2 separate regions of the Homo sapiens genome follow, and region 2 is linked to region 1. Evidence: read pairs that join two places in POLR2A ChIA-PET (ENCODE). Cell type or tissue: OCI-LY7. All regions are shown on one strand. Each heading gives the region's core, and the rest is flanking DNA. Links, peaks and the distances in the headings are about the cores only.

The links. ChIA-PET counts read pairs that join two places held together with the same protein. Peaks named below come from ENCODE experiments on the same cell type or tissue, not always from the same donor. Only the 100,000 strongest peaks of a DNase experiment are listed, where the experiment ranks them.
Region 2: POLR2A ChIA-PET joins it to region 1 with 10 read pairs; 2 of 35 experiments call an interaction of 5 or more read pairs at or near these places.

The regions. Positions count from the first base shown.
Region 1 is chr12:52,502,413-52,513,077 of GRCh38, forward strand. No RefSeq gene overlaps it. Among named protein-coding and RNA genes, the nearest start is that of KRT5, 13 kb to the right of the region's middle. In OCI-LY7, for the core only: a CTCF peak has its summit at 4,896 (motif pointing left); a DNase peak (open chromatin) is centred at 4,899.
Region 2 is chr12:52,705,478-52,716,142 of GRCh38, forward strand. It overlaps the pseudogene KRT126P. Among named protein-coding and RNA genes, the nearest start is that of KRT77, 7.3 kb to the left of the region's middle. In OCI-LY7, for the core only: no CTCF peak of the experiment used is centred there; a DNase peak (open chromatin) is centred at 5,504.

The DNA of each region.
Region 1 (10,665 bases), core at 1,228-9,227:
GTCAAGGACCAGTTAACTATATTTGTGTGGGTCTAGTTCTGGCCTTCCTATCATGTTCCATTGACCTATTTGTCAACTCGTTCACCAACACAACATGGCCTTTATTACTGTAGTTCATTGTAAGTCTTGAAGTTAAGTATTGACAGTACTCTGACTTTGTTCTTCAATATTTTGTTGGGCCATTTTAGATCTTTTGCTTCTTCATAAAACTTTAGAATCCATTTTTTGGTCTACAGAAAATAACTTGCTGAGATTTTGATTGGGATTGCATTGAATCTGTAGATCAAGTTGGGAAGAACTGACATCTTGACAATATTGAATCTTCTTATCCATGAACGTGCAATATCTCTCAATTTATTTGGTTCTTTGATGTCTTTCATCAGAGCTTGTAGTTTTCCTTATGTAGATATGTATATATTTTGTTAGATTTATACCAACTATTTCATTTTTGGAGGTGCTAATATACGTAGTATCATGTTTTTTATTTCAAATTCCTATTGTTCTTTGCTAGTACATTGGAAAGTGATTGACTTTTTATATTAGCCTTGTATCATGCAACTTTGCTATAATCACTTGTAAGTTTGGGTAGTTTTTCATTGCATCTTTTTTTCTACATAGACAGTTATGTCATGTGATCAAAGTTTTATTTGTTCCCACCCAATTTGTATAACTTTCATTTCCTTTTCTTGTCTTATTTCATTAACTAGGACTTCCAGTTATTTTGAAAAGTAGTGATGAGAGGGGAAATCCTTGCCTTGTTCCTGATCTTAGCAGGAAAGCTTCTAGTTTCTCACCATTAAGTATAATCTTAGCACAGGTTTTCTGTAAATGTTCTTTATCAAGTTGTAAAATTTCCCCTCTCCTCCAAGCTTACTAAGAGTTTGCATTATAAATGGTGTTGGATTTTGTGAAATTGTTTTTCACAATACACCTATTGATATAATCATGTGTTTTTTTTTCTACGGCCTATTGTTGTGATTGATTACATTAACTGATGTTCAAATGTTGAACCAGTCTGTCATACGTGGAATAAATGTCACTTGGTCATGGTGTATAATTCTTTTATAATTCTTTTTATGCATTGTTGGATTTGATTTGCTAATATTTTATAGGGGATTTTTACAGCTATGCTTATGAGAGATAATGCTCTACAGTTTTCTGTTCTTGCAATATCTTTGTCTTGTTTTGGTATTAAGGTGATGCTGGCTTCATAGAATGAGTCAGAAAATGTTCTCTGTGTTCCTATCTTTGGAAAGAGATTATAGAGAATTGGTACAATTTCTCCTGTCAATGTTTGGTAGAATCCACCTGTGAACCCATCCAGGCCTGGATGGGTAAATAAATAACTTTTGGAAAGTTATTTACTATTGGTTCAATTTCTTTAGTCTATTTTTTCTTGTGTGAATTTTAGCAGATCATGTCTTTCAAAAAATTGGTTCATTTAATTTAGGTTATCATATTTGAGGATGTAGAGTTGTTTATAATATTTCTTCATTACCCTTTCAATCCCCATGGAATATATAGTGATGTCGATTTATTCATTTCTGATATTAGTAACTTTGTGTCCTTTCTATTGTTTTCTTAGCCTGGCTAGAAGCTTATCAATTTTACTGGTCTTTTCAAAGAAATCATTTTTGGTTCCATTAATTTTCTCTATTAATTTCCTGCTTTTAATTTCATTTATTTCTGCTCTAATCTGTATTACTTTTTTCTTCTACTTATTTTGAATTTAATTTCCTTCTTTTTTTCTAGGTTTCTAAGGTGGAATACATGCATTCAATATAAATTTCTCTCTAAACTCTATTTTTGTTGCATCCCATAAATTTTGGTGTCATATTTTCATTTTTATTTAGTTCAAAATATTTAAAAATGTATGTTCAGATTTCTTCCTTGACCCATGTGTTATTCAGAAGTTTGTTGTTTAATCTCCATGTATTTGGGGATTTTTTTTTTTTTTTTGAGATGGTCTCACTCTGTTGCCCAGGCTGGAGTGCAGTGGCGTGATCTCGGTTCACTGCAACCTCTGCCTCCTAGGTTCAAGCAATTCTCCTGCCTCAGCCTCCTGAGTAGCTGGGATTACAGGCATGTGCCACCACGTGCAGCTAATTTTTGTGTTTTTAGTAGAGATGGGGTTTCACCATGTTGGTCAGGCTGGTCTCTCACTCCTGATCTGGTGATCTGCCCATCTCAGCCTCCCAAAGTGCTGGAATTACAGGCATGAGCCAACATGCCTGGCCGTATTTGGGGATTTTTAAACTATCTTTCTGTTATTGATTTCTAGCTTACTTCTATTGTGGTCTGAGAGCATACATTGTATGATTTATATTTTTTAAAAAATTTTAAGGTATGTTTTATGGCCACAGTGTGAATGTTCTATGTGAGCTTGAGAAGAATGTGTATTCTGCTCTTGTTTGGTGAAGTGTTCTAAAGGTGTCAATTATATTGAGGTGATTGATGGTGTTTTTGAGTTCAACTATGTCCTTACTCATTTTCTAATAAAAAATCAATATAAATATTTTCTAATATAAAATAGTGTTGAAGTCTCTGATTAGAATAGTGGATTCCTCTGTTTCTCTACCCCATTATTCCATTGGTTTTTGCCTCACATATTTTGATGCTCTGTTGTTAAGCACGTACATATTACGGATAGTTATATCTTGGAATTAAGGATTATTATTGACACCTTTATCATTAGGTAATGCCCCTCTTTCTTACTGATAATTTTCCTTGCTATGAAGTCTGTCCTGTCCCAAATTAATACAGCTACTTCAGCTTTCTTTTAATTAGCATTAGCATGGTATGTCTTTTCTCCATCCCTTTACTTTTAATCATATATGTCTTTATATTTAAAAATGGGTTTGTTTTAGACAGCATACTGTTGGGTTTTGTTTTTTGATCCATTCTAACAATCTCTATCTTTAAGCTGGTGCATTTAGACCATCACCATTTAAAGTTATTATTGATATAGTTGGATTAATATCTACCATATTTCTTACTGTTTTCTAGTTATTGCTCTTGTTTTTCGTTCCTTTTTTGTCTCCCACTCTTTTTTCATCTTTTGTGGTTTTAACTGAGCATTTTATGATTCCATTTTCTCTCCTTTTTAGTATATCGGTTATACTTTTTTTTTTTTTTTTTACTTCTTTCAGTGGTTGCCCTAGAGTTTGCAATATACATTTACAACTAATCCAAGTCTACTTTCAAATAACACTATACTGCTTCATGGGTATTGCAAGTTCTTTGAAATAACCAAGTACAGTTGACCCTTGAACAACATGGGTTTGAACTGCATGGATCCACATATATGTAGAATTCACAAGATGCAATATCCAAGTATTATGAAGGGCCAACTTTTCTTTTCATGTAGAGGATCCTACAGGGCTGACAGTGGGACTTGCGTATGCCAGGATTTTGGTATATGTGCAGGGTCTTGGAATCAATCCCTGGCATATACCAAGGGGTGACCGTATCGCTAATTCCTCCCTCGCATCCTTTGTATCAATGCTGTCATTCATTTCACTTACACATAAAGTATAAACATTGAAGACATTGTTGCTATTATTATTTTGAACGAACATTTATCTGTTAGATCTTATTTCTTCTCTAATGCTTTTCCTTTCTTTATGTAGATCCGAGTTTCTGACCTATATAATTTTCCTTCTTGGTGAAGAGCTTCTTTTAACATTTCTTGCAAGGCAGGACTACTGGCAACATATTCTCTTCATTTTTGTTTGTCTTGAGAAAGTCTTTATTTTTTCTTCATTTTTGAAGGATAATTTAGCAAGATATAGAATTCCGTGTTGCTGTTTTCTCACCCAACAGTAAATATTTTACTCCAGTCTTTTCTTGCTTGCAAGGTTTCTGTGAGGAAGTGAGATTTAATTCTTATCTTTGTTCCACTATAGATAAGTTGTTTCCCCCCCAACCATGGCTTCTTTCAGGATTTTTGTTATCTTTCATTTTCTACAGTTTGAATATAATATACACAGGTATTTTTTTATGTCTGACACTAATTTTTGGAAATTCTCAGTCATTACTTTCTCCAATATTTATTATGTTGCTTTCTCTATTTCTTGTTCTAGTATTCCTTTTACACAAGTTACATCTTTCATAGTTTCCCCCACAGTTCTTGCATATTCTGTTCTTCTTTTCTCAGTCTTTTTTTATTTTTGCTTTTCAGTTGAGAAAGAACTGAAAAAACAGTTCTATTGACATACCCTCAAGCTCAGATTCTAATGTCAGCTGTGTCTAGTCTACTAATGAGCCCACAAAAGGCGTTCGTCATTTCTGTTATAATGTTTTTTATCTCTAGCATTTATTTTTTATTATTAGAATTTCTGTCTATCTGCTTTCATTACCCATCTGTTCTTGCATGTTGTGTACCTTGTTCATTTGTGCTCTTAGCTTGTTAATCATGGTTGTTTTAAATTCCCGATCTAATAATTCCAATATCCCTGCCATATCTGAGTGTGGTTCTGGTACTTGCTCTGTCTTTTCAAACTGTTTTCTACCTTGAAGTATGCTTTGTAATTTTTTTGTTGAAAATGGATGGAAGAAACTGATAAATAAGCTTTAGTAATGTAGTGATGAGGTATGAGGTGAGGGGAGGTATTCTATAGACCTATGAGTAGAATTAGGTCTCAGTCTTTTAGTGAGCCTGCGCCCCTTGGCTGTGAACTTCACAAGTGCTTCTGAGGCTTTTTTCACCTCTTTAAGTAGGGTCAGCATAGCTGGAGGGAGCTGGGGTTGGGTATTTCCCTTTCTCCAGCTAGACCAGGCTCTGATAAAACCTCAGCAGGGCTGCCTGTGGTTAAATAGTTGTTCCTGACGGCAGACTGCCTTAAGAACAGAATGCTCTGTCTATTTCAAAATGGTTCTTTGTCTGCTCCCCCTACTGGAAGCATGAGATTCTTCTCACATTTTCTCTGTGAGGACCTGGTGGAGCCCCTGGAGTAAAACTAAGTATGCTTCTCTAAGAGTGGGCTCCCCTGGAATTCTCAACACTCAAACTTATCCACACGGAGCCTCCGGCAATTTACCAATTATGGCTCAGGGTTTTCTACCCAAATACTGGTTCCTGTGGAGATTTCTGCTCATGGGTTACTACTCTGGTAAGTTGGGATTCTCTGTAATTGCTTCTTTAACTCTCCAGTTGGAAGGCAGTGGTTTGCCCTGTAATCTTAGTTCTCTGACAGATGAAGAAGAGTTGTTGCTTTTCATTTTTTCCATTTTTTACTTTTTGTTAGAATGTAGTGATGACTTTCAACCTCCTGAAGTGCCAGACCCCAAACTAAAAGTCCCTCTAGTCTCTCTTGCTCTTTAAATCAGAGCTGAGGTTTTCTACCCTTTGTTTCCCCTCTGTGCTGATACCTGTTCCACTGAGCTCCCATTGATCACCATCAAAAGATCAACGGTCATTATCACACAGACATGCAAACATCCTTCTCATGCTTCCATCTTATTACAGATACATGAGTCTGCTGTAATTCTGAGATGAAAATGACATATGCCACCCACTAAAAGCTGAAGCTCAATCTGGGTCCAGCTGCAGAGGAGCAGTCCTCTCTTCAATTCCCAACAGTCCTGCCCATCATAACTACACTCAGGAGTTCCCATCTGACAAATAAGTTGTCCTTATCTTCCCTTGCAGTGTCCCTGAATGGTGTGTGATGTACCTTCTGATGCAGTCTGCATTTCTGCACTGCTTTTCTTTGCTCTCTTTGCCTTCTTTTGTTCTGTTGAATAAAGGAGATTGAGAATATGAACTTTCTGTTAGATTGCCTTGCTGACCATGTGCTGGTTTAGAAACATTCTCATCCCACAAACATTCCTCATCTTTGAGGAACTGCCCCTCTCCACACCGACAACTCACCATGCTCCACACCCTACTCTGTCAGTCAGTGATTCTGGAGGACACTCTGGGTGGACGATCACCAATGTTGTATAAGCCCCAAAAGCTGTTAGGACAAGTTCCCGGTGTGCCAGGCAAAGTCTGTTCTCTTTCCCCAGCTGAAAAGCTCCAGGACAGCAGGCTACTGGCAGGATACCTCGCCAGCCTCGAGTAAAGGCCAGACCCTTACCCAGATCTGAGAGACCAACTAGATGCCAGTTGGCTTGAGACTTGGAGCAGGCATTGCCATCCCAGTCACTTGTGAATAGGGTTGTTCAGACAAAATAGAGAATGCCCAGTTAAATTTAAATTTCAGATAAACAACAAAAAATATACAGTAAGTATGTTCCACATGTTGCATGGAACATACTTATACTAAAAAAAATTATTTATTGTTTCTCTGAAATTCAATCTGAACGGCACATCCTGTATTTTTGTTTGCTAAATCTGGCAACCCTGCCTATGAAGTCATCCTGCCTTTATATGGAATCACAGACAAGGGCACAGGTTGTTTACTGGGCTACTGCTTTGGATTTCTCCTGTAAGGGGCAGACAATAGACAAGGACCAAGCTTAAGACCCTTCCTCCAAATCATCCGCATTAACTAACCCATAGGTTGCTTAGAAGTCTTGTTCAGTTTCTAAATATTTTTGAATTGTTGAGATATATTTCATTACTGCTTTCTAATTTAATATGCCATGATCGTGGAACATAGTCAGTATGTTTTCAATATTTTGAAGTGTATTGAGACTGTTTTATGGCTTAGCATATTACTTATCTTTGTGAATGTCCTTTGTGAGAAGAATGCTGTTGTGGGTACTGTTTTGTAGTTCTTTGTATATTCTGAATACAATTTCACATATATATAAAAATTATGTATATATATAATATTTATATATATTCAAAATTTTGCGGGGTTGTGGCTTACTGTTTTGCTCTCTTCATGTTGTTTTATGAACAAAGTTTATCAATTTTTTAAGGTAAGCTTTTTTCTATCCCATTTAAGAAATTTTTGCCTATCCTCACTCCATAAAGATATCTTCTGTTTTCTTCTGAATGAATTATTGTTTTACCTTTCACATACAGGACTATAATACAACTGAAAATGATTTTTATCTATGGGATGAAGTAGAAATCGTAATACATTTTTCCCATATAGACAGCCAACTAACCTTGCACCATTTATTGAAAAGACTATCCTTTTTCTATTGCACTGTAATAGTACCTTTGTTGTAAATCAATTGAGTCAATATGTAGTTTGCTTCTAGATTCTATATACTATCTCATAGGTCCATTTGTCAATCATTTCCCCAGCACCATACTTTCTTAATTACTACAACTTTATAATAAGTTTCAGTATCTGGAACTATAAGTCTTCCAACTTTATTCATCATTTTTTAAAATTTAATTTGATACTAAGTTCCGGGATACATGTGCAGGATCTGCCAGTTTGTTACATAAGTAAACATGTGCCGTGGTGGTTTACTGCATCTATCAACCCATCACCTAGGTTTTAAGCCCCGCATGCATTAGCTGTTTATCCTGATGCTCTCCCTTCCCCCAACCCCTTTGATAGGCCCCAGCATGTGTTGTTCCCCTCCCTGTCTCCATGTGTTCTCACTGTTCAGCTCCCACTTATAAGTGGGAACATGTGGTGTTTGGTTTTCTGTTCGTGCATTAGTTTGCTAAGGATAATGGCTTCCAGCTCCATCCATGTCCCTGCAAAGGACATGATTTCGTTTCTTTTTATGGCTCCATAGTATTCTGTGGTGTATACGTATCACATTTTCTTTTTCCAGTCTATCATTGATGGGCATTTGTGTTGGTTTCATGTCTTTGCTATTGTGAATAGTGCTGCAGTAAACATACACATGCATGTATCTTTATAATAGAATAATTTCTATTCCTTTGGGTATATACCCAGTAATGGGATTCCTGGGTCAAATGGTATTTTTGGTTCTAGATTTTGAAGACTCATCACACTGTCTTCCACAATGGTTGAACTAATTTACATTCCCACCAACAGTGTAAAAGCTGTTCTTCTTTTTTAGGGTTGTTTTGACTATTTTAGCTCCTTTTCATTTCCTGTCTTAGTTCATTTTGTGCTGCTATAATGGAATAGCTGAGTCTGGGTAGTTTAAAAAACCAAAAATTTATTTCTCACAGTTCCGGAGGCTGGGAAGTCCAGGATCAAGATACTGACAGGTTTGGTTGTCTAATGGGGGCTACATTCTTTGGAGGGGAGGAATGCTATCTCCTCAACTGGCAGAAGAGTAGAAGAGCAACCTAACTGAATCCTGTGTGAAGCTTCTGAACTCTGAAAGTCCCCATTTCTAAATATCATTACATTGGCAACATCCAAATTTTGGAGGCAATACATTCAAATCATAGCATTTCAACACAAATTTTAGAATAGATTTATCAATTTCCACAAAAAATCTGTGAAAATTTGATTGAAATTGCATTAAACCCATAGTTCAATTTGGAGAAATTGATGTATTTACAATATTAAGTTTTCCAATCCATGAAGATATCATATACCTTTGTTTATTAGGTCTTCTTTAATATTTTCAAAAGGATCATTTTAGTTTTTTGTCTTACACATCTTTGGTTAAGTTTATTTCTAGGTATTAGATTTTTTATGCTACTAAAAATATCTTTCAAATTTTGTTTTCTAACTGTTGTTTTCTAGTGTACAAAAGTATAATTGATATTTGTATATTGATTTTCTGGTGACCTTGATACATTCACTTATTAATTCTAGTAGTTTGTAGATTATTTTAATTTTCTATATATACAATTATGTCATATGTGATCGCCTGCAGTTTGCTTTTCTTCTGATCCAGAAGATGCTTATTTCTTTGTCTTGCCTTATTGCAATGGCTAAGATCTCCAGTATAAAGTTGAGTAATCATTGTGATAATAGTTATCCTTACCCCCTTTTTGTTCAATGGAAAAGTTTCATTTACTATTAAGTATAATATTTTTTGTTTTTTTGGGCGGCCATTTGATTTATCTCCCTTTATTCTATTCATTTTGTATATTACATGATTTTTTAAACATTAAACCATCTTGACTGCACTGATGCTTGACTGCTGACAACTTCTAAGCAAGCCCCTTGCCTCCCTTTCCTATTATGCTCATTATCTGGAAAAACTGATATGAAAACCGAGGTGTTCCTTCCTTTGGCAGTGATAGCAACTTCCAACTTCAAACCACATGCAGGCCCCACCCCTAATTACCATAAAAAACCTGATGCTATAAAAAACCCTGCTCACTCAAGCCACTTTTGGACCAGCTTGGAAGTCCTGCCTTGCTTTCCTCAGAAAGCCTTATTATTTGAGTTAAATATCCGTTCACCCCCTCTTGGAGTGTGTGGTGTGTGTGTGTGTGTGTGTGTGTGTGTGTGTGTGTGTGTGATGTCATCAGTCTCAACAGCTAAACGAAATTTTGTGTGGCTGTCCATCTTGCCTCTGGAAGGTGGTCATGACAATCAGCACTGTGAGCCTGCTAGATGTCTAGATGATGACTGCTTCCACCGGAGTCTTTTCTTTCTTGCTTTGGCTTCCAGTCTGGCTCTGCTGTCTTGCTCTGGGTTGCTGTGTGCTGACTAGGGGGCTCTTTGAGTTGTGTTGCTGCCTGCTGGCAAACTTGCCCTTTGAGCTGTGTTGCTTTGGGCTGCATTTGCTGAGTTCTGCTGAGCCTCTGTTACAGATTTAATTGACCCAAGTCAGAAGTTTCAAAAACTGGGATTTAAGGACAGGAGTATGGGATTGGGGGCCCTCTTAGGGAGGCCCTGAATCGTGTTCCTCAGCCCAGACCTGTCTGTATATACCGTATTGAATTGTATTTCTTGATTCCAGCATAAACTGGGACTGATGCTAAGCTAAGGGGAATGGCTCTTACCCCGTGACTACTGGTTGTGTGTCTCAAGCGGGTGCCGGCCCTCATTCTACGGAGTTTTCAGGGAAAAGACTGATATGTGGTCCCTTCTGGTGGTCACTCATGTGGAAGAAGAGCAGTTACTACGTGGCATGCTGAAGCCACGCTCCTAAAAACAGATGGCAGCCAGGCGCGGTGGCTCACGCCTGTAATCCCAGCACTTTGGGAGCCCACGGCAGGTGGATCACCTGAGGTCAGTAATTTGAGACCAGCCTGACCAACATGGAGAAACCCCGTCTCTACTAAAAACACAAAATTAGCCGGGCATGGTGGCGCATGCCTTTAATCCCAGCTCCTGGGAAGGCTGAGGCAGGAGAATCACTTGAACCTGGGAGGAGGAGGTTGTGGTGAGCCAAGCTTGCGCCATTACTCTCCAGCCTGGGCAACAATAGCAAAACTCTGTAGGAAAAAAAAAAAAAACAAAAAACCAGAGTGCTTACTAACTAGAGTCCTGTAAAATGTCTTGGCTGCTGTTGCTGCTGTTGCTCCTGTTGCCACCGCTGCCGCTGCCTATGCCTCTGTTACCAGAAAAGATCCTCATCCTCCGGGTTATAGGAGAAAACACACATGGCACAGCCAAAGGGTTAATTCAACTATTTCCATGGGGGAGGCCTCGAGCCCTGACAATACAGATTTGAGACTCCTTGGAGGAATAAATATATAAATATGGGCAGAGTAGAGAGAATTCCTCTCCTGCCAAATTATATTCAGAAACCACAAGAAAGATAGAGAGAGAGAGAGAAACCTGAAAACAGGGAGAAGAAACAAAAAATTAAAACAAAGATCCATAATTTGATACAATTGGAAATCCAAAATTGGCTAAAATAATTTAT
Region 2 (10,665 bases), core at 1,780-9,779, 200 kb after region 1:
GCCTGGTCTAGAACTCCTGACCTCAGGTGATCCACCTGCCTCAGCCTCCCAAAGTGCTGGGATTACAGGCGTGAGCTACTGTGCCCGGCTGAATTTTCCTGGTGTTTTAAATGTCCTTTTTCTTTATGTTCATTGCAATAAATATTTTTTGCTCACGCCTTTAATCCCAGCACTTTTGGAAGCCAAGGCAGGCGGATCACCTGAGGTTAGGAGTTCGAGACCAGCCTGACCAACATGGAGAATGCCATCTCTACTAAAAATACAAAAAATTAGCCGGGCATGGTGGCACATCTGTAATCCCAGCCACTTGGGAGGCTGAGGCAGTAGAATCACTTGAACCCAAGAGGCAGAGGTTGTGGTGAGCCGAGATTGCACCATTGCACTCTAGCCTGGGCAACAAGAGTGAAACTCCACCTCAAAAAAAAAAAGAAAGTTGTGGCAGAAATCCCAATAGAGGTGGGGAAGAACAGGTGGTAGAAACAAGAGCACTGTGGGGGCGCCGCAGTGAAAAGTCATCCTGGTACAGGGAAATGCTCCAAGGGCAATTCCAAGCTTCCACACCCTCTTCTCATGAACCTCTGCATTCCGTACATGGTATCTGTTCAGTGGGTCATCCAGGAGACACTGTGTGATAGAGGAGACAATGAGCCTGAAATTTATAGGCAGAAGCTCTGCTGCTTGCTGGTTGTGTCTAGAGCCTCAGACACTTAAGGAACCTAGAGCCTCTCAGACACTTAAGGAACCAAAGTGTCTATTTCTCAAGGATTCAAAGCTATATATAAGTCATGTGGGGAGAAAAAAGCAGAGCACTGGAATCACTAAACAAGCAGAAATAGCTGCTCACAGATCCTGGTGGGATGACAGCTGTCCTGCTTTGCCTAGGATTTTCAGTACTTAAACCAAGATATACCTGGGCAAATCAGAACAGTTGGTCACCCTAGTCCTAGGCACCTATGGTCCACACAGCCATACTCCTAACCCTAAGGTAAGAGAGGGAAGCCAGGGCCTAGCCTCCAGCACAGAGTGACAAGGAGAGAACCAGTAGAAGCAGAGGAAGGAAAGAGAGGTGAAGCTAGGGAAAGGGGTGGGTTCATGTGAGAAAGCTGCCTGAAGACCAGGATTCTGAGTCAGATATCAGAGGAGAGGCAGAAAGAACAGAGCAGGGGGAAGAAGTAGGGGTCTGGCTGAGAAAATGGGGGCTGATAGGAGAAGGGACAGTAAGTACCAGACAGGAAACAGCAGTGGTGTGGCGAACAGATCCTTGAGTTGGGCATCTTGAAACCCAGCTCTGACTCCTGGCTCCGCCCCCTCCTAGCCCCATGGCTGGGACACTTGACTCCTTGAACCTCAGTTTCCTGACCTCTAAAATAAAGAAAATAGTAACCAGGCGGGCACAGTGGCTCACACCTGTAATCCCAGCACTTTTGGAGGCAGAGGTGGGTGGCTCACCTGAGGTCAGGAGTTTTGAGACCAGCCTGGCCAACATAGTGAAACCTCGTCTCTACTAAAAACACAAAAATATATAATCCCAGCTACTTCGGAGGCTGAGGCAGGAGAATCGCTTGAACCTGGGAGGTAGGGGTTGCAGTGAGCCGAGATGGCGCCACTGTGCTCCAGCCTGGGCAACAGAGGGAGACTCTGTCTCAAAATATATATATATATAAAATAACAGCTTTGTAGAGTGATAGTAATGAATGGCTATGAACAAATATGGAAGAGCACTTTGCAAGCCCCAAGGAGTCACACAAGTGAGGTTCTGTTCCCCAACCCCTCCCTGTGAACCCACCTCTCTCTCCGGCTGCACCACTCACTTTCAACCCCACCTCCTCCTCATGAAGAATACACATAATTAACCCCTTCGCATCTGTCTCTACTGCCACCTAAACAAACAGGAAGCTCCTTGCTGTTGGGACAAGACTTCATGGACCAGGAGCCCCTTTCTTCCTGCAACTGCTGGGCAGAGTGGGCCAATAACAAAGGCCTTCATGACTGAGCTAAAGTAAAGAGACGTGGACAGCTTAGAGAACCAAGAGCTTGGGCCCCACAATTAAGTGCCCCTGGAGTTAAAGCCCAGCTCCCCCCATGTACCAGTTTTATGATTGAACTAATCACTGAGTTCCCTGAACGCTATTCATCTGACCCTTAAATAGAGCACTTGAAGACAACAAATATTTTAAAAGGCTTGCTCTTACGAGAGGTGTTATTGTGTGGCTGTGGCTACAGCATTGAGACCTATGAATGCGATGAGAGTTTTTAGAAAGACAGGCAGCTGGAAAAGGCTTCACAGAAGCAAAGGCAAGCTCAAGCTAACCTCGAAGGATGTACTGTAGGCCAGTGAGAGGGTGCTCTGTTGTAGGGACTGGGACTGGGAAGGACCAGAGAAACTGCTCGTGCCAAGGCCTAGAGAAAGGAACGGGCATGTGAGGGGGTGGGATGGGGGAGCCATGAAGAGGCCCCCTTGCCTCGAGGGAGCAACTGGGAAACCCTGAGGCCTGAGTTTGGCTTCGGTCACAGAGGGCTCCAGCAATGTCTTTGAGTGGAATTTGTTCAGCACTCGCCCAGGTTTCTATATACTGTCATGCTGAATGTGAAAATATTCCATTGTGATAACATAAAAAAGGAAGTCCCGGACAGCAGAGTTTAGGAAGCTTCTTTGATCTCTGTCTATGATCAGCTTTCAGCATTCAATGCCAACATTGTCATCTACCTCCCGTCAGCTGATGGCCCCTGCTGGGCTGTTGTCATCCCTTGAAGGGCTTGGGAGGGGAGGAGGGACACACCCACTAACTGAGCTTTTGGTGGAGGGTGATAGCTATGCTCTACTTCCTCAGAAGAAAAAAAAATGACTTAAAGTGAAGCACGAGAGATTTTGCTTGTCTCAAAGGAAGTGTTTCAACTCAGATCAATATTAGTGGGTAAATAATGTTCCTAGGACGAATCACTACCCCTAAAAGAAACTCCTCAGCTGGTTAGACTGCAGAGAGCAGCGGTTTCTAAACTGGCTCACACTGGAATCACCTAGAAAGCTTCAAAATCGCTGGTGCCTGGGCCCACACCTAAGGAGTAGAGTTTAATTGGTCTGGGGCTATGGTCTGGACTTTAGAATTTTTAAAAGGTGGTTTTAATGTGCAGCAAGTTTGGAGACCACTGACCTGGAGGAAACAGGACAAATGAAACAGCCTCTTTAGATTCCATTCAGTCTAAGGACACAGATAGGAGTAACAATCATTATCATAATAGTGAACTTCACCAGGTGATTTCCATGGACCATGCACTGTGCTGTCTATAACATGGAAGGTCTCGTGAAATCTAAATACCAACATCATAAGGAAGATATTCTTACTATGTTCATTTTGCAAATGGAGAAAGTGAGACTTGGAAAGAGAATCTTGTCAAAGAATACACTAATGAAAATAGTGGAATGGAGATTTGAACCCGCGCATTCCCACTTCAGAACCTACATGTATTGCAGAAGAGATGGGGTCGTTGGAGAGAGATGTGCCCGCTTCCTCCTCTCCCCACCTGCCACCTTAAAAGGAAAGTGGGAAGTTAGTTGAAGGCTGCAGCTCACCCAGCCCATCTCCCAGTTACTGAAACCCAGGGCTGCCAAGAAGGTGAGGCCCAGAGCAACTATCAGCCACCTGGATCACAGTTCCAGACAGCAGCGGGAAGCAGGGTTCAGAAGAGCTGCTGGCATGACCAGCAGGAGCAGCTCCCAAAGCTCTATCCCCCACCTCACCCTACATTTCCCAGGGTCTGGAGGTGGATATCACAGAGGTGTGTCAGGGGCGTGGGGCTGGAAAAAGGAAGGGAGAGAGACTCTCACTCACCAGTCCCCACCAAGAAGAGAGTGGAGAGCTGCAGCCCCGGTCTAGGAATGGGGGCCTTTAACCTCCTTGAAATGAGAGCCTTTTGACCTGTCGTCAGCACAGGGGAGGCAGTGATGTGACACATATCGGAGAGAAACCTATTGGAGCTGAATAGAAGCTGCTAGACTTGGCTTCCCCACCCTTGGCCCACTCTTCTTCCTGCGTAACAGCATCACAGCCAAACATATGATGGACGGTATCAGCCCAGTCCTTCATTTTACAAGGAAGAAATGGGTACAAAGACAGGGACTTGGCCAAAGTTACCCAAAAAAGTTGGTGGTGCAGATAGAATGAGAACTTGGCTACCCTCCCCCGAATTCAGAAAGAATAAGGAGGCCTATGTGAAATTCCCAGGTGCCTCTGTGCTCCTGCAGCCTGGGAGAGATGACTATATGGGGCGTTCCACCTTCAATCTCTAACAAGCCTGCACGCAGGCATGAGAAGGTGGTGCCAGGCACACAGGAACATCCCTGGTGAATCCTCTGATTTCTGGGTTGGGGTGTGTGTTTGGGGCAACACCTAGGGCCTTAAGCTCCTACTGAGGCCCAAAACTAGCCTGGACACCACTTTGACATCCCTTTAACTAGAATCTCAGTGTCTGCCTAGAGCATAAGAATCGGGCAGTCTCCTTCCTTCTCGGCAAACCCAATAGGTGCTTTTGGGCCTGGATATTGTCTAGAGGCCTCACTAAGGGCAGCTTGCAAATTCCCACGGCAAAGGTCCAGAGACAATATTGTGCCAAGCGTGTCAAAGCTCTTCCATCCAACATACTGGAAGTCATGACTATTTATACAATCATTTATTTATTTATTTATACAACCATTTATTTGTTTATAATTCACCCAGGCTGAAATGCTCACTGCAACCTCCACCTCCCGGGTTCAAGTGATTCTTGTGCCTCAGCCTGGCAACTCTTTTGTCTCTGAAGCAAAGGGAGCAGCTAGGCAGGTGTGGCCCCAAAGGAAAATAAGGCTACAGGTTAGACTTGGATTGAATTCCAAAAGAAACAGTGAGGTCCCAGCGGAGGAATGGTGCTGTCTGGGCAGAGAATGCTTCTATATGTTGGATCAAAGAGGACGGGCCAGTCTCAAGGTTACAGGGGTAGTTAGTGGTGGGGTGGGACCAGCATTCCAAGTCCCTGAGGGTAATATGAGACCTGCCATCAATTCCAGGTTCGTGTCTCACTTGACCATGATGGGAGAGATTACAGTGCTTTATAACCATAAGGAATTTGCAGTGTATTATTCTCTTCATTTAAAGAATAGACAGGTTCCTGAAACACTGGCCATAATTAGTAATGACCTTTTATTGAGCTCTTACAATGTGCCAAGAATTAAACAGATGACATGATTCCATCCACACAACTGCATTTTACTGATGACTTTTGGGTGAGGGGTCTGGAGGGTGGCTCAAGGTCACACACTCCTGGTAAGGAGTGGGCCCAGATTACACCTAGCAGCTGGGTTCCAAAGCCTGAGAGTTTCTTGCTGTACTATCTTATCTTCTGCTTTATGGGGCAATTTAGGAGGGCTTTGAGGTTAGGCCTTCTGGAGTTTGAATCCTGGTGCCATCCCTTCTAGTTACATGACCTTGGATAAGTTCATTCATCTCTCTGCGCTTTCATTTCCTCTTTTGTGAAGCAGAGGCCATAACACTGCCTACCTCACAGGGCTGTGAAGATTAGATGGGTTAATTCAGAAAAAGCTCAGCACATGTCAGGCAAATAACAAGAGATCATCTACTTTAGCAATTATTACATTATTACAAAAGTAAATTTCTATTAACCAAACTGCATTTTCCATCCAGCTTCCCTTAAATTAGAAAGTCACCATAAGCAGGAAACTGTGGCCCTGTAATATATTGTAAATCATATAAAAGATGCAGACAAGCTTTTCTTTAATCATCTATTTAAAGGAAGATGGCAATTTATTGATGAGTTTGAAACAAGCCAAAAGTATCTCCTCTGTCATTAAGCTAAAGGGCAATCTCTCCAAGCTGCATTCACTGCTTAGGAGGCACATGTGGGTTTGCTTTTTCTTGTTCATTTAGAGAATTTGTTCACCATAGAGAAAATTTCATAATAACTGAAATTTTGTACCCTTTAAGCAACATCTCCCCATTTCTCCCACCCCTACTTCCAACTCCTGGCAACCACCCTTCAACTCCATTTCTATGAGTTTGACTGTCTTAGATTACACATATAGTGAGATTCTAAGGTATTTGTCTTTTTTTTTTTTTTTTTTTTTTTGAGACAGGGCAGGGTTTGGCTCTGTCGCCCAGGCTGAAATATTCACTGCAACCTCCACCTCCCGGGTTCGAGAGATTCTCATGCCTCAACCTCCCAAGTAGCTGGGATCACAGGCATGTGCCACCACGCCCAGCTAAAATATTTGTCTTTCAATGTCTGGCTTATTTCACTTAGCATCATGTCCTCCATTTTTCTATGTTGTTCCAAATGACAAGATTTCCTCCTTTGTATGGCTAAATAATATCCCTTTGTGTATATATTCTACATTTTCTTTGTCCATTTATCCATCAACAGACACTTAGGTTGATTTCATATCTTGGCTATTGTGGATAAAACTGCAGTAAACATGAAGGTGCAGATATCTCTTCAAGATAGTGATTTAATTTCCCTTGGATATATACTCAGACGTGGAGTTGCTGGGTCATATGGTAGTTCCATTTTTAATGTTTTGAGGAACCTCCATACTGTTTTCCATCATGGCTGTACTGTACAAACTTACCTTCCCACCCACAGTGTACAAGTGTTCAACATCACTAACCATCAGAGAAACGCAGATCAAAACCACGATGAGACATTACTTCACAACTGTTACGATGGCTATATCAAAAAGATAAAGGATAAGAGTGAGGGCGTGGAGATAATAGCAAAGACTTGGAACCAACCCAAATGTCCATCAAAGATAGACTGGATTAAGAAAATGTGGCACATATACACCATGGAATACTATGCAGCCATAAAAAAGGATGAGTTCATGTCCTTTGTAGGGACATGGATGAAGCTAGAAACCATCATTCTCAGCAAACTATTGCAAGGACAGAAAACCAAACACCACGTGTTCTCACTCATAGGTGGGAATTGAACAATGAGAACACTTGGACACAGGATGGGGAACGTCACACACCAGGGCCTGTCATGTGGTAGGGGGAGGGAGGAGGGATAGCATTAGGAGATATACCTAATGTAAATGACGAGCTAACGGGTGCAGCACACCAACATGGCACATGTATACACATGTAACAAACCTGCACATTGTGCACATGTACCCTAGAATTTAAAGTATAATAATAATAAAAAAGAAAAAAAGAATGAGGGCGTGGAGAAAAGAGAATCCTTGGACAGTGGGCTTGTTTTTGAGAGGTGAAGCCATAGCCCCTCCCAGTGCAAACTGCAGTGGACAGTCCCCAGGCTTCCTGCTCTCTGATTTAGACTATCCCAGATAAGTGCTTCACCCTACAGCAGGAACATTCTCTGTTGAAGCTGTAGTTATGTGTTGTTTTTCTAGTGTGGTGAGCCTTTGGCTATCCCTCTTGGCTTTTTGTGTACTTAGCTAAGAGTTTCTCTGATCTGTTATCAAGGAGAATTGTCTCTTTCTTGCTTTCTCTGACAACCTTTCTCAGTCCCCCACACTAGTGAGCATTTTACCAGGAAGGCCACCATGCACGTATGCCTTTGCATGTTTGCTTATGTTTTACTTCTCCCACTCACATGCCCTAATTTGCAAGGGGCCCCCACATCCGGCACCAAACCTCTGTTTTATCCAAGTATTCCTGGATCTGCCTGTATTCTGTGCTCTCATCTGGGGTAGGGGTAGGGATGAGGGTGGAGGTGACCTGTTACCAAACCATTTGAAGTTCTTTGTTCTCATAACTGTCAATATTTGAAGGCTCCGCCCCACATCATATCAAACATGTTAACATACATCCCTGGCATATATAACTTTTGCCATAAAACATTTGAATTTTTATAATTGCTTTTGAAAATGTTTGACTACCAGCAACTCCTTTGATTATAATTAGCTGTGATTACTGGATAATTTCATACATATTTCGAATTACTAGAAAAACAAGGAAATCTAACCTACGACTTTTTTCAAATAAAATGAAATGTTTATGAATTCAAATCTGAACAATTAGGAAGGTTGATGTATGTCATCCATAGTATCTCTTGGGTGAAAAGGCCCTGCCCCTCCAGCCTGGGAACTCTCAGTACTTCCTCCCCAGGGTCCCCCTCCCAGCTCAGACCAGAGCTGTGTGTGTGAAAGGGACTGTGAATGACCCACTGGCCACAAAGAAAGTCTCAATGACCTGGAAACCAGAATAAAAATTCTACCATGATGTCTGAAGCACAACGCACTTTATCGAAGATTGTACAGAACAGAGAATTCCTTTCTTGAAGCCAAGACGGGAAATCAAAGTACCAGCAGGAAGTGGTGACCGGGGAGGCCCTGCCTACAGGGAGGGGAATGGGCCGATTGGAACTGTCCCATAAGGCAGTGGGACATTGGCGGGGGTGAGGGCACCTTCAGGGCACAAGTGGTGACATGGGGGCCCAGCTCCTGGCCACTGCCTTGTGTGGGTGGATGTTTTTTCAGATTCTGTTTGTTTGTTTAGAGATAGGGTCTCGCTCACTTGCCCAGGCTGGAGTGCAGTGGTGCCATGCTAGCTCAATGCAGCCTCGAACTCCTGGGCTCAAGTGACCCTCCCGCCTCCGCCTCCCAAAGTGCCGGGATTACAGGCATGAGCCGCCGAGTCCGCCGTTGAGGGTTTACCGCCTACTCATCCTTCGCGGCAACTTTCGGGCTGCTGCGATGCCAGCAGTCTGGGAAGGTGGGGCTCCGGGGCACAGGTCAGAAGCAGCGGAGGGAAGGGGCCCCGCGGGGGTGCGGGGGAGCTCAGAGCGGGGCGTGCCGGAGGGCGAAGGGGACTGGGGTCCGAGGACGCCCCTGGCGCGGGGTTCAGAATTTGTGGCGGGACCGCCAGCTCTAGGAGGAGCTTTGTTCTCTCTGGCGGCGCTGCTGCCGCCGCCGCCGCCACCCCGGCTGACGGCGCAGGAGTCCCGGAGCCAGAGAAGCCCCCCGAGCACCGCGGAGCTCCCGCCCAAGCCCCAGCCGCTGCGGCCCCGGCTACCGCCGCGGGCCCGGGCTCCGACTCCTCCTCCCAGGGCGCAGCCGCCGCCAGTGCTGCTGTGGCCAGTCTCTGCAAAGACGGTCGGGGTCAGGGAGCCTGGCAGTGTCCGCCCGGCACGCCAGCCCCTCCCACAGTCCCGAGCCGCAGGTCTTCCCGGGGTGACGCCCCGCCGAGATCCGGCAAGGCGTGGGGAGGACAGGCTTCAAGGAGGGGAGGGGAGGTTGGTTCCTCCAAAACAGCCACCAACAGCTCTTCCAGCCTGCAGGCCTGATGGCCTCGCACCAGCGCTGGCACATGGCTTGAGAAACTGCATTCCGAGGCCTCCAGCCCCTTCCCGGAGAAAGAACCCAATACTCACCTAGGATCACGGAACTCTGGCACCTCCCAGACACCCTGTGAGGAAAACCAGAGAGTTCGCTCAGTTCCTCCCTCTCCTTAAACGGCCTTCCTTAGGTCAACAGCAAGGAGAGCCTTGGTCACCCCACCCCCATTCCCTCCTGATTGATGTAGAGAGTGAGAAATAAGCTGGACGGGTGCTCAGAAAATCATAAAACACATTCTTCTTTCTATTGGGTAAGGTTAAAGTGTTACTCTTTCCACTGACATCTCCCAAAGGGATACAGACCAGAGGATACAGAACATTTCTGGACCCACCCATCCTCTCCACCTCCTCAGGATACTCTTCATTTAGCAAATGCTGTTTGAACCCACATGGGACAGAGCCCTATACCCATGTGCCAGTGTACGGGAACACACTCTTCAAAAACTTGCAGTTAAGGCATTAATAAAGAAATGGTCTAGAAATAACATTTATGTCTATGACCCTTCATCTTCGCAGACATACACTGTATAGCTAAAACATAGGACGTTATTCCAGGTAAGGCGCTAACGTGTTCATATGGCATAGGAAGCACAGCTTTCTTGGTGTGACAGCATCTCCCAGCCCTGAACAAGAGGCTGTGCCTGCCAATGGCCACCGCCACCTCCCACAGAACGCACAGCTCCCACACCTGGCAGCACGCTCAGGCAGGAAAGCCCCAGGCCTCTGGCCTCCTGGGAACCAGACGGACTCTCACCTGCATTCCTCGCCCTCCAGGAGGGTCCGGTAGGTGGCGATCTCCACGTCCAGGGCCAGCTTGGCATTCATCAGCGCCTGGTACGCACAAAGCAGCAGGGCCAGGTCCTCTTTGGCCTGCCGCAGTCCAGACTTGATGTCCTGAAGCTTGGCATTGGTGTCCTTGAGGGCCACCTCCTAGCGCTGCTCTGCATCAGCGATGGTCATCTGCAGCTTGGCGTTCTTAGTGTGGGGAGCCAGGAGTCCAATTTAGATTCGAATGTCATTCACTGACGGCCCGTCCTGTGTGCTTGGTGCTTGCACGTGTGTTACCTGATGTTGGGCAAGTGAGGAAACCCCAGGCACAGGGGTTAAAGGCTATGCAGCTGGTCAGCAGAGAAGCCTGGGCTGGGATCTAGGTCCTAGCACACCAGGGAGTGGGATTAGAAACACCTGGCTTTAAGGGGCTATACCAACTCAGGAGGAGCCAGACCCTTCCTGTGCCTCTCTCCTTTTTTATGGGAAATAACTGAGCATCTTCTGAAAACTTCCCTCCTCCAGGAAGTCTTCATGAATTATCAGAGAAAC